3 separate regions of the Homo sapiens genome follow, and all the other regions are linked to region 3. The links are chromatin contacts, found by Hi-C in ENCODE. All regions are on one chromosome and are shown on one strand. Each heading gives the region's core, a stretch centred on a gene start or an enhancer-like site at or near the end of the contact. The rest is flanking DNA. Distances are from core to core; before and after follow the strand shown.

What was found. Hi-C counts contacts between places; a loop is a spot of excess contacts on that map. Pooled maps may share reads with other maps.
Region 1: a loop to region 3 is called in a pooled map, with 7 times the contacts of the local background. The contact joins two enhancer-like sites. A Hi-C loop is called at or near these places in 3 of 37 single-sample maps with no recorded cell type and 7 of 50 pooled maps.
Region 2: a map with no recorded cell type shows a loop between it and region 3 (9-fold over the local background). The contact joins two enhancer-like sites. A Hi-C loop is called at or near these places in 4 of 37 single-sample maps with no recorded cell type and 5 of 50 pooled maps.

What each region holds. Positions count from the first base shown.
Region 1 is chr14:70,884,827-70,887,913 of GRCh38, forward strand. No RefSeq gene overlaps it. Among named protein-coding and RNA genes, the nearest start is that of PCNX1, 21 kb to the right of the region's middle. RefSeq lists an enhancer at 2,478-2,787. Within about 2 kb of position 1,690, at least 12 of the 41 ENCODE cell types and tissues checked have a DNase peak (open chromatin) inside an H3K27ac peak, as active enhancers do.
Region 2 is chr14:70,664,053-70,666,965 of GRCh38, forward strand. The region is part of intron 1 of TTC9 (tetratricopeptide repeat domain 9); the gene reads left to right. Among named protein-coding and RNA genes, the nearest start is that of TTC9, 24 kb to the left of the region's middle. RefSeq lists enhancers at 1,674-1,833, 2,331-2,831, 2,832-2,913. Within about 2 kb of position 1,544, at least 19 of the 41 ENCODE cell types and tissues checked have a DNase peak (open chromatin) inside an H3K27ac peak, as active enhancers do.
Region 3 is chr14:72,476,448-72,479,171 of GRCh38, forward strand. RGS6 (regulator of G protein signaling 6) reads left to right here. Exons shown (of 18, transcript NM_001204424.2): 11 at 295-393; 12 at 1,821-1,882. Among named protein-coding and RNA genes, the nearest start is that of MIR7843, 39 kb to the right of the region's middle. RefSeq lists an enhancer at 351-560. Within about 2 kb of position 1,289, at least 2 of the 41 ENCODE cell types and tissues checked have a DNase peak (open chromatin) inside an H3K27ac peak, as active enhancers do.

The DNA of each region.
Region 1 (3,087 bases), core at 440-2,939, 1.6 Mb before region 3:
TATGAGGCAGGAGGGTCTAGAATGAGGGACAGTTACCCAGAGTCTGGGAGCATCAAGCCACTCCTTCATGAGTCAGGCCCAGCAAGCTTGCTTATGAGCAGTGAGATTAGAAAACCCACGGGCAGAACCATGTGGACCGACAAGAAATAGGTGAGCGCCATATGTTTCCAGGGGCCAGACAGGTGAGCATCTGAGCAAAGACAGAAGCCAAAGCGGTGCAAACCTGGAAGGACAGGAGCAAGGCAGCTCAGGAGCTGACTGGGCAGTAGTATCGAAGGCCCAGATACAGTGTCCAGGCAAAGGGCCAAGAGCCCAGTCAAGGATGACAGCTGTATTGCGGAGATAAAGCGAAGAAAGCACAGGTTTCAGAGTCAAACAGACTCAGGTTTGAATCCAAGACTATCTTATCTGCTGTGTAAACTTGGGCAAGCCACTTAACCTCTCTGAGGCTTCTGTTTCCTTGGCTAAAAAGGAACATAATAATGTCTACCTCAAAGAGTTGTTATAAGGAGTATAAATAATATATGAAGAGTGCCTGGCACTTGGAGCACTCAATAAATGAGAGCTATTGTTATTATCAATATCACCCTCATTATTTATATTGAACTATAGAGATTGCTGTGGCTCAGGCTGAGAAATAAAGCAAGTGAGAGGAGTCTTTGCCAAGAACAGAGAAACCACCAGGAGGGGGAACGGGCCTCTGCAGAATTGATCACAAAAGCTCTCTGGCTTATGTATTACTCATTTGTCACTGTTGATTTATACATTCATTCTTATACTCAGTAATGCCAACACCATTGTCACCATTGCCATCATTCCCTCCAACAAAAATAAGAAGAACCTTAGATTTCTGTTAAAACAGTTCAACAGGCTGTGTTTTGCCCCTGGCACATCTCTTCATCTTTTCTGTGGATTGAGCTGCCATTGGTATTCAGGGATACCACCTGCCCCGAGTTGCTGACAACCATCTCCATGGTTTCTGGCCAGATCTCATTAGCTAAGTGAGGTCAAGCCCAGTGAGGTTAAATACCGACAAGGGAGAGGGTCGGGGGATACACAGATGGTTACAGGCATTGGGATGGAATGGCATGGCTGACCCAGCCTTGTGTTAGGTAGAAAACCAAGGTCACAACCTTTTGCAGTCTCTGAGGAGCTGCGTGACAACATATTTAATCAGAGGATGCCAGCCACAGTGATCCTGCAAGTTTCCAACTGATACAGTTTACCTGCTCCCTCTACATTCAATTGATGCTATTACTGCCCAATCCAATAATAAGCAACAATTTATTAAGCCCTTACTGTTTGCCAGGCTAACGACAGGCCAAAATGCAGGGCTAAAGCACTTTACATACTGTCCCATTTAATCCTCACCACAACTCTATAAAGTCAGTACTATTACCTGCTCCATTTTACCGATTAATAGAAGTTCAGAGAGGTTAAGTAACTTGTCTAAGTCCGCATAGCTAGTAAAACTGTAGAGCCAGCTTGGGAACATGGGTTTTGCTGATTCCAGATCTCCAGCTCTGCATTAAAATGCTAACTGGTGCTTCTCACACTTTAATGTGTATATAAGTCACCAGGCGATTTGTTAAAATGAAGGTTTTGATTCAGTAGATCCAGATGGGACCTGAGATGCTGCATTTCTTAGGCCACATGTATGCTGTCGGGCCGTGGGTTATAATTTGAATCACAAGAGACTTGTCTGATAGATTTGGTTCACAGTGGTTGGCAGGTTTCTCTTTGAAGGAGGTTGGGTTTTGGTCTTAGGGTTAGGCTAAGAGGCTTTAAAACCATTCAGGAAGTGTGGATTTTAGTTCTATGCTGCATACTAAATCATCATAAATTTATCCCCTTAAAACAACTCCCCATTCATTACTTTACAGGTTTTCCCCCAGAACTGGGAAGGGTGTGACTCCACTGATCTCCTCACAGGGCTAAATCAAGATGTCAGCTGGGCAGTGTTCTTATCTGGAGCTCAAGGGCCTTGTGGAAGCTCATTCTGGTTGTCACAGATTCAGTTTCTTGCGGTTGGGGGACTGAGGTCCCTGTTTCCTGGCTGGCTGTCAGCTGGGGGCCACTCTCAGTTCCTAGAAACTGCCGCATTTCTTACCACTTGGTCCTTTTATCTTCATAGTCAGCAATAGAGAATCTCCCCTTTGTTGAATTCTTCTCATGCTTCAAACCTCTTTGATTTTTTTCTGTCTTTGACCTCCAGACTCAGAGTTAAAGGGCTCGTGCTATTAGATCAAGCCCACCCAGACAATCTCCCTATCTTGGGACCTTAATTACATCTGCAAAATCCCTTCACAGCAGAATCTAGGTTGCTGTTTGATTGAGTAAGTGGGAGAAGGCTCACAGATCCCAGAGGCAGGAAACCTTAGGGGCTTAGAATTCTGCCTACCACAAAGTGTTTTGGTTTTCCTGGATGAGCTGCATTGTTGATTGATCAATGTTTTTAGAGTCATCGAAATTGAGACTATATAAGCTTTCTCATTTCTGCTTTCATTTCTACTCTCTTGCTGTAAGCCTCTCCTTTGGTATGAAATTACCAACAATGATTTCAAAATAAAAATGGACTGTCAACTTCCAGCAAATTGAGCTTAGCCCTTTTTCTCATTTATTGTATAAACTGAAAGTGTAAAACAGGAATTGATACATAGATCATTTGGGGTTTTTCACTGACTCATTAGCAATGTCCAGGAATAAGTCTCCAGATGCAGAGATGTTTATAGAAGGCAGTACTTCTTACTCAAGGAACTCTAAGTGCTCACGGATGATGTGAGCCAACAGACAGTGCCTGCACTTTGAAGAAGGAGGGTTTGTGATATCTTGACGTCAAAGATCTGACTGAAATCTTTGGAATCAAGCCCATCTTTTCTGATTTCTAGCCTATTTTCCTTCCAATGGCACTGTCCTAAGGTTGTACAGCTTAGAAAATGTTAACCCAGTATTGTTTTCTTTACTTGCATGTGAGAGAAGAGAAGTCAAAGTCAAAAGCAGGCAGCTGGAAACCTCCAGGGGAAGGGATTCCCAGGGGTCCTTTATATTCCTTTCTCCCCAAGCAAAGCAGAGAGAGAAGCAGCACAC
Region 2 (2,913 bases), core at 294-2,793, 1.8 Mb before region 3:
AGTTGATGTGAGGATTAAAAGACATAGTGTATGTGAAGTATTTAGCACCTCTGACACCAGAGAAGGGATTAATAACCATGAGGAGGACACACTGTGGGGCGATGCCACTTATCCTGAGGTCCACTGCAACCCCAGGTCCTGGCTAATGGCTACAGGGATGGGGAAGGAGCAATCAGGAGGCAGCCAGTCCACGTCGTCTTAACTTCCTCAGCCCTCACACGTGCCTGCTGTCATCCCATCTTACCTATCCCATGGGCTTACTAGATGTACCAGTAGCCACCCACCCAAAGCAGAGAGGTGCCTAAAAATCACCTGCAGGTAGCGCTGAGGCCAGCCTCCAGCCTGGCTGTCACCCCCTCCACCCCTGGATTCCCTTAAGAGTCCTGGCCTGGGCCGGGTGTAGTGGCTCACTCCTGTAATCCCAGCACTTTGGGAGGCTGAGGCAGGCAGATCACCAGAGGTCAGGAGTTCGAGACCAGCCTGACCAATATGGTGAAACCCCGTCTCTATTAAAACTACAAAAATTAGCTAGGCATGGTGGCGGGCATCTGTAGTAGTCCCAGCTACTTGGGAGGCTGAGACGGGAGAATTGCTTGAACCCAGGAGGCAGAGGTTGCAGTGAGCCGAGATCGCACCACTGCACTCCAGCCTAGGCAATAGAGCGTGACTCCATTTAAAAAAAAAAAAAAAAAGAGTCCTGGCCTAGCACCCCAACTTCTTATCCAGATTCTACCTCTTGGCCCAGCTATTTCTCCATCTTTCTGGGCCCTGTCTGTGGTGTCAGCTGAGGCTCCACACCCTATAACCAGCCTAGCCCTGCCTCCCTTGCCTCCCCCAAAGTCTGAACCCTGGTCCACAGCCAGGTATGCCAGTTCCCACCGGATCTGCAGGGGAACTAGAAATATTTTTACCAAATAAGTGCCAGAAATTGATTGCTGTGGTTCCTTTAACCCTTTGTGGGAAGGGGGAGGCTTCCCCATTTCCAGGCCTCTTTGCTTCCCCTGCCCCTGTCACCACCATTTTATGCATTCAAAAACTGTTATTTTATTTTATTTTTATTTTTATTTGTTAAATGGTCCTTTTCCTAGACTGCCAGGGTCAGCAAACAGAAGTGTCTGTTCAAAGAGGGAGGGCTGGACGGGAAGAGGGCTGCTAGGCCCGGTCAGAGAGGACTTCAGGCAGGGAGCGTGGAAGCTGTGGACAGGACAGCTTTTAGCTCTGGGAGCAGGTGCTGGAGCCAAGTCACACACAGGTAGCAGTCAGTGAGGTTCACATCCAGGAACCTTTTTACAGAAACCCCTCTCTCTCTCTGTACAGCTGTATAAGCACCAGCACAGGCTCCGACAACATGCAGGTGAGGAAGGGGACAGAAGGGCCTAAGATCCCACCATGGAGAGAGAGGGAGGAGAGGGGAGGGGGGCTTGTAGCATCAGCTTATCAGAAGGACCCCCTGGTGCACCAGAAGATTGTAGTCCTGGGTGAACAAGAGCTGCCCTCGGGGGTTAGCAGCCTGTTGCTTCTGTTGACTTGGCTTTCTGCCCTGCAGCCAGTGAAACCTGACAGGTCAGTTTCTAGATCTGGGCTGATTCTCTTTCACTTCCTGGTTCTCATACCTTCATCTTGACAGTCTGTGTATTTCTCCTCATTCTGTGAAAGAATGGAGTTTTTTGGTCCTAAATGCTCAAAAAAAATCTGGTCTCTTAAAAAATCTCAGCAATTCTGATACCTGGGAAGTTATTTAAGGGGTCAGAATGACTGACGTTAGACCCCTGAAGATTGAAATCAGTGACTTGTCTCTATCCTGAGGTGTCTTCTGTCAGTGTGGAAAAGTCTGGGCACAAAGAAGGAACAGAGCATCAGCATTCTCCCCCAGCCACCCAGCCGGGTTGTGAACAGAAGCACCAGTTTTGCCTCCTAAGTCTCTGTTTTTATTTGCTTTGAAGAAGCAGACAGGTGCCTTTTTCCTGTCTCTTTTTTTGTACTCCCTCCGAAGTATGCAACATACTTTGCCGTTGGTCAATGCCTACTAGATATTTGAGTGGTTAAATGGAGGCGAGGTGGCTCAGCAGGGTTGGGATTAGAGGGAGGTGCCTAGGGCACGAAATTTCAATCATTCTTCAAGGCCATTTAGTCATCCTCCAGGCGTGTCATCACTCTAGTCCCAGCCCTGTGGCTCCCTGTGGCTCAGGGCTGGTAAGGGAAAGCTCAAAGGGACATGGTTTACTCAAAGATGGCTGTTTGTGGGATGGGGAAGCTCTCCACCATGAGACCTGCCTGCCATAGCTTCCTCTTGCCTGGGACACCTAGGTCTCTCATGTCCAGACATGTGGCTTGTATGAGCTGGTCACTAGCCTACCAGAAAGCCCCCTCTCTCAGGAACTGCAGAGACAAATATACATGAAAGGGAACTTGAGGGAAGTCAGAGGCAGATGTTACTGGTACAAGACTAAAAAGAATTCTAAGAATGTTAACTAACATTTTTTTCATGCTTGCTATGTGCCAAGCCCACATTAAGTACTTTATGGCCATTATTTTATATAATCCCTCCAACAACTAGATTAGGAAGGACTTGGATTCTGGAGCCAGACAGCTTCAGCTTAAATCCCATCTTTGTCTCTTTCACGTTGTGTGGACTTGGGAAATTTCTTCAGCTCTCTGGGCCTCAGCTTCCTCACCTATAAAATTGAAACAGTAATAGTACCCACATTGGAGTATTCTGAGGATTATATCAGTAATACATGTAAAACAATGAGACCAGCATCTGTACAAGGTAAGCACTCAACAAATATTGGCCATGATGGTGATGATGATGATGAAGATGATGATGAAGAGATGATGATTGCCTCTGGTAGCTTATTCCTAAGGCTGCCTACAACAAAGTCCCACAAACTGGGTGACTTGAGATAATAGAAA
Region 3 (2,724 bases), core at 39-2,538:
CCCAGGTGATTCTTTGCAGGTGGTCTATGGACCATATTTGGAGAAACACTGAGATACAAGGAGGCTATTTTCAGCCCAATAAAAGATAGGATTTGGGTTATAGTGGTACCCCAAAGATGAGATGACATGCCTTAAGAGGCAGCATTCTCATCATTGAAGAAATAAAAGCAGAGACCAATCTCTTATTGTCATGAGGGGATTCACGAAATTGGATGAGTCATTGGACTAGCTGACCCCTAAGCCACCCTCCAATTCTGTGGGTGGATGATCCTCTGTGCTTGCTTCTTCTCCTAGTCCGTGTATGGCGTGACTGAAGAGTCCCAGGCACAGAGCCCGGTGCATGTACTCAGCCAACCAATCAGGAAAACAACAAAAGAGGACATCCGGAAACAGGTGAATGAATTGACAGCTTGCACTCTCAGGAGGAGACGTGGCCAGTTTAAAAACCCTTTCAAATGTTCAACTCTGAAGATTGAGCAAGCTTTGAGTTCCTGGAAACCACAGTGGAACCCAGCTGTGGGTGATTGAACCTTTTAAGTGCTGTGTGTGAACAAGCCACGGAAGCTTGAGAGAAAGAATTCTCTACCCAGTTCCTCCAGCAGTTACTAGAAAAGGGCGTAAATGAGTCATCCCATGCCTTGGGGTAACTGCTGTAATGGGGTTTCCCACAGTCCGCTGTGGGAGCTGGAGGAAGGAGGGGGCTCATGTCACACAGTCCTTATAATTGGAATGCACCAGCTCAGGATGGTCTACTTTATTGCTGTGATTTGAAAGGAAAGTTTAAGAATAAATAAAGCTCTACTCCCAATGCCATTTCAGCATTACTTGGTTGAATGTTATTTTCTTTCATGATGAGCAGCCCAGGTCAACAGACAATGGCTAATTATATTACTTCCTTCTGATATTTACTGGTAACAAAGCAACCTACTGTTTATATTATGCCTTGCTGGTTCCTAGAGGGCAAAACCCAAAGGAGTAAACTTTGAGGTGCTTGCCCTTGACAAGTTTATTATCTGATGGGTAAGAGGTAATGGATATATGAAAAAAAAAAGCTATTTGGCGGGGCTCGGGGCTCGGTGGCCCACACCTGTAATCCCAGCACTTTGTGAGGCTGAGGCAGGTGGATCATCTGAGGTAAGGAGTTTGAGACCAGGCTGACCAATATGATGAAACCCCATCTCTACTAAAAATAGAAAAAAGTTAGCCGGGCTTGGTGGCGTGTGACTATAATCCCAGCTACTCGGGAGGCTGAGACAGCAGAATCACTTGAATCTGAGAGGTGGAGGTTGCAGTGAGCTGAGATCATGCCGCTGCACTCCAGCCTAGGCAACAGAATGAGACTCTGTCTCAAAAAAAAAAAAGAAAAAAAGAAAAAAAAACCACACAGAAAAAAAGCTATTTGATGATTCCAGTCAAGCATGCCAAGGACATGGGTGTGACGTGCCTGTGAAAGGTGGGCAGAGGAGGGGTCACTGGGGATTGTTCAAAACAGGTATTTATGGGGCACATTTCACCTGTCCATGCTGTTGCTAAGCTACGTAGAAAATACATTGCCTTTAAATTTTGGAAAGCAAGACTTAAATCACACCACAGTATAGGAGGAGATGAGACAAAGGCTAAATTGCAGAATATGAATCTTGTATGATAGGGATGTCCAGAGGCACAAGTAATTTGCTGGAGGGCAGAGCTGAGGGAGTTGGAGATGTCTGGCCAGAGGAGGTATTTGGATCTTGGTGGAAATGCAGGATTTGGGTTTGTGGAGCGAGGGGAAAAAAATAATTTTAGTTTGGTCTTAACATCTGTGTTCTCTATTTTCCCAGATAACATTTTTGAACGCACAGATCGACAGACATTGTTTGAAAATGTCCAAAGTGGCTGAAAGGTATGTTTTCCTTTAATAATATTACTACTTTCTTCTAATTTAACAGGGAAGAAATGTTACAGGGTTATGGTTAACGAATGTGTTCAATGCCAAGAGTTAGACTGTAGTTATTCCTTAGACTGGGGTGCAGAAAAACCCACAGGCTCCATGTGAGTATAACTAAGATAACAGACCTCCCTTGAGTGATGTCAAGAAATGTTCCGTTGCTAAGGCTTTACAGGGGGTGGCCACGGGACCTTGTCAATCAAGGAAGAATGTCCTTTAAAGCTACATAATGCACCTTTGCCTTCAGCCTCTGGATTAATTCAAATGGAAATTGCTCCCCTTTCAGCTATAAAATGCCCAGATTCACTTTATAGGGGAAAAGAAATTATGTGTGTCCTTTGAGGTGCTGGCTGCATAGACAGGAGGGGACTGGATCATCGGGAAGTGTTCCGCCTCCACACGCCATCAACCACTGAACTGCATCGAATCAGCTGTAAAGAAAATATTTGGCCCCTCCAGCCTGGCTTCCACAGCGGTGTGTGTGCTTCATTCTGCACCAGTAGCTAGTTCCACTCCGTTAACTCATGGGAGACTCAATTTTATCAACTAAATGGTCTGTTTTTTTAACTCTTCCGTGAAGATGGGAGACCACATGGGGAATCTATATGGAATAAATCTAACCAGGCAGCTCAGTAGTGAACATTTATTCATCCATATGCTACCGTTAAAGCAATGACCAATTGCTTAAGGAATCAAGAGCTTAAGTTGGGTCTTGGTATTTATTGGATGTCAGATAAACTGAGTCTTTTAAGCCCAGCTCCTACAGGGGGCTGGCTGTGAGAGCCATCTATAAGCCT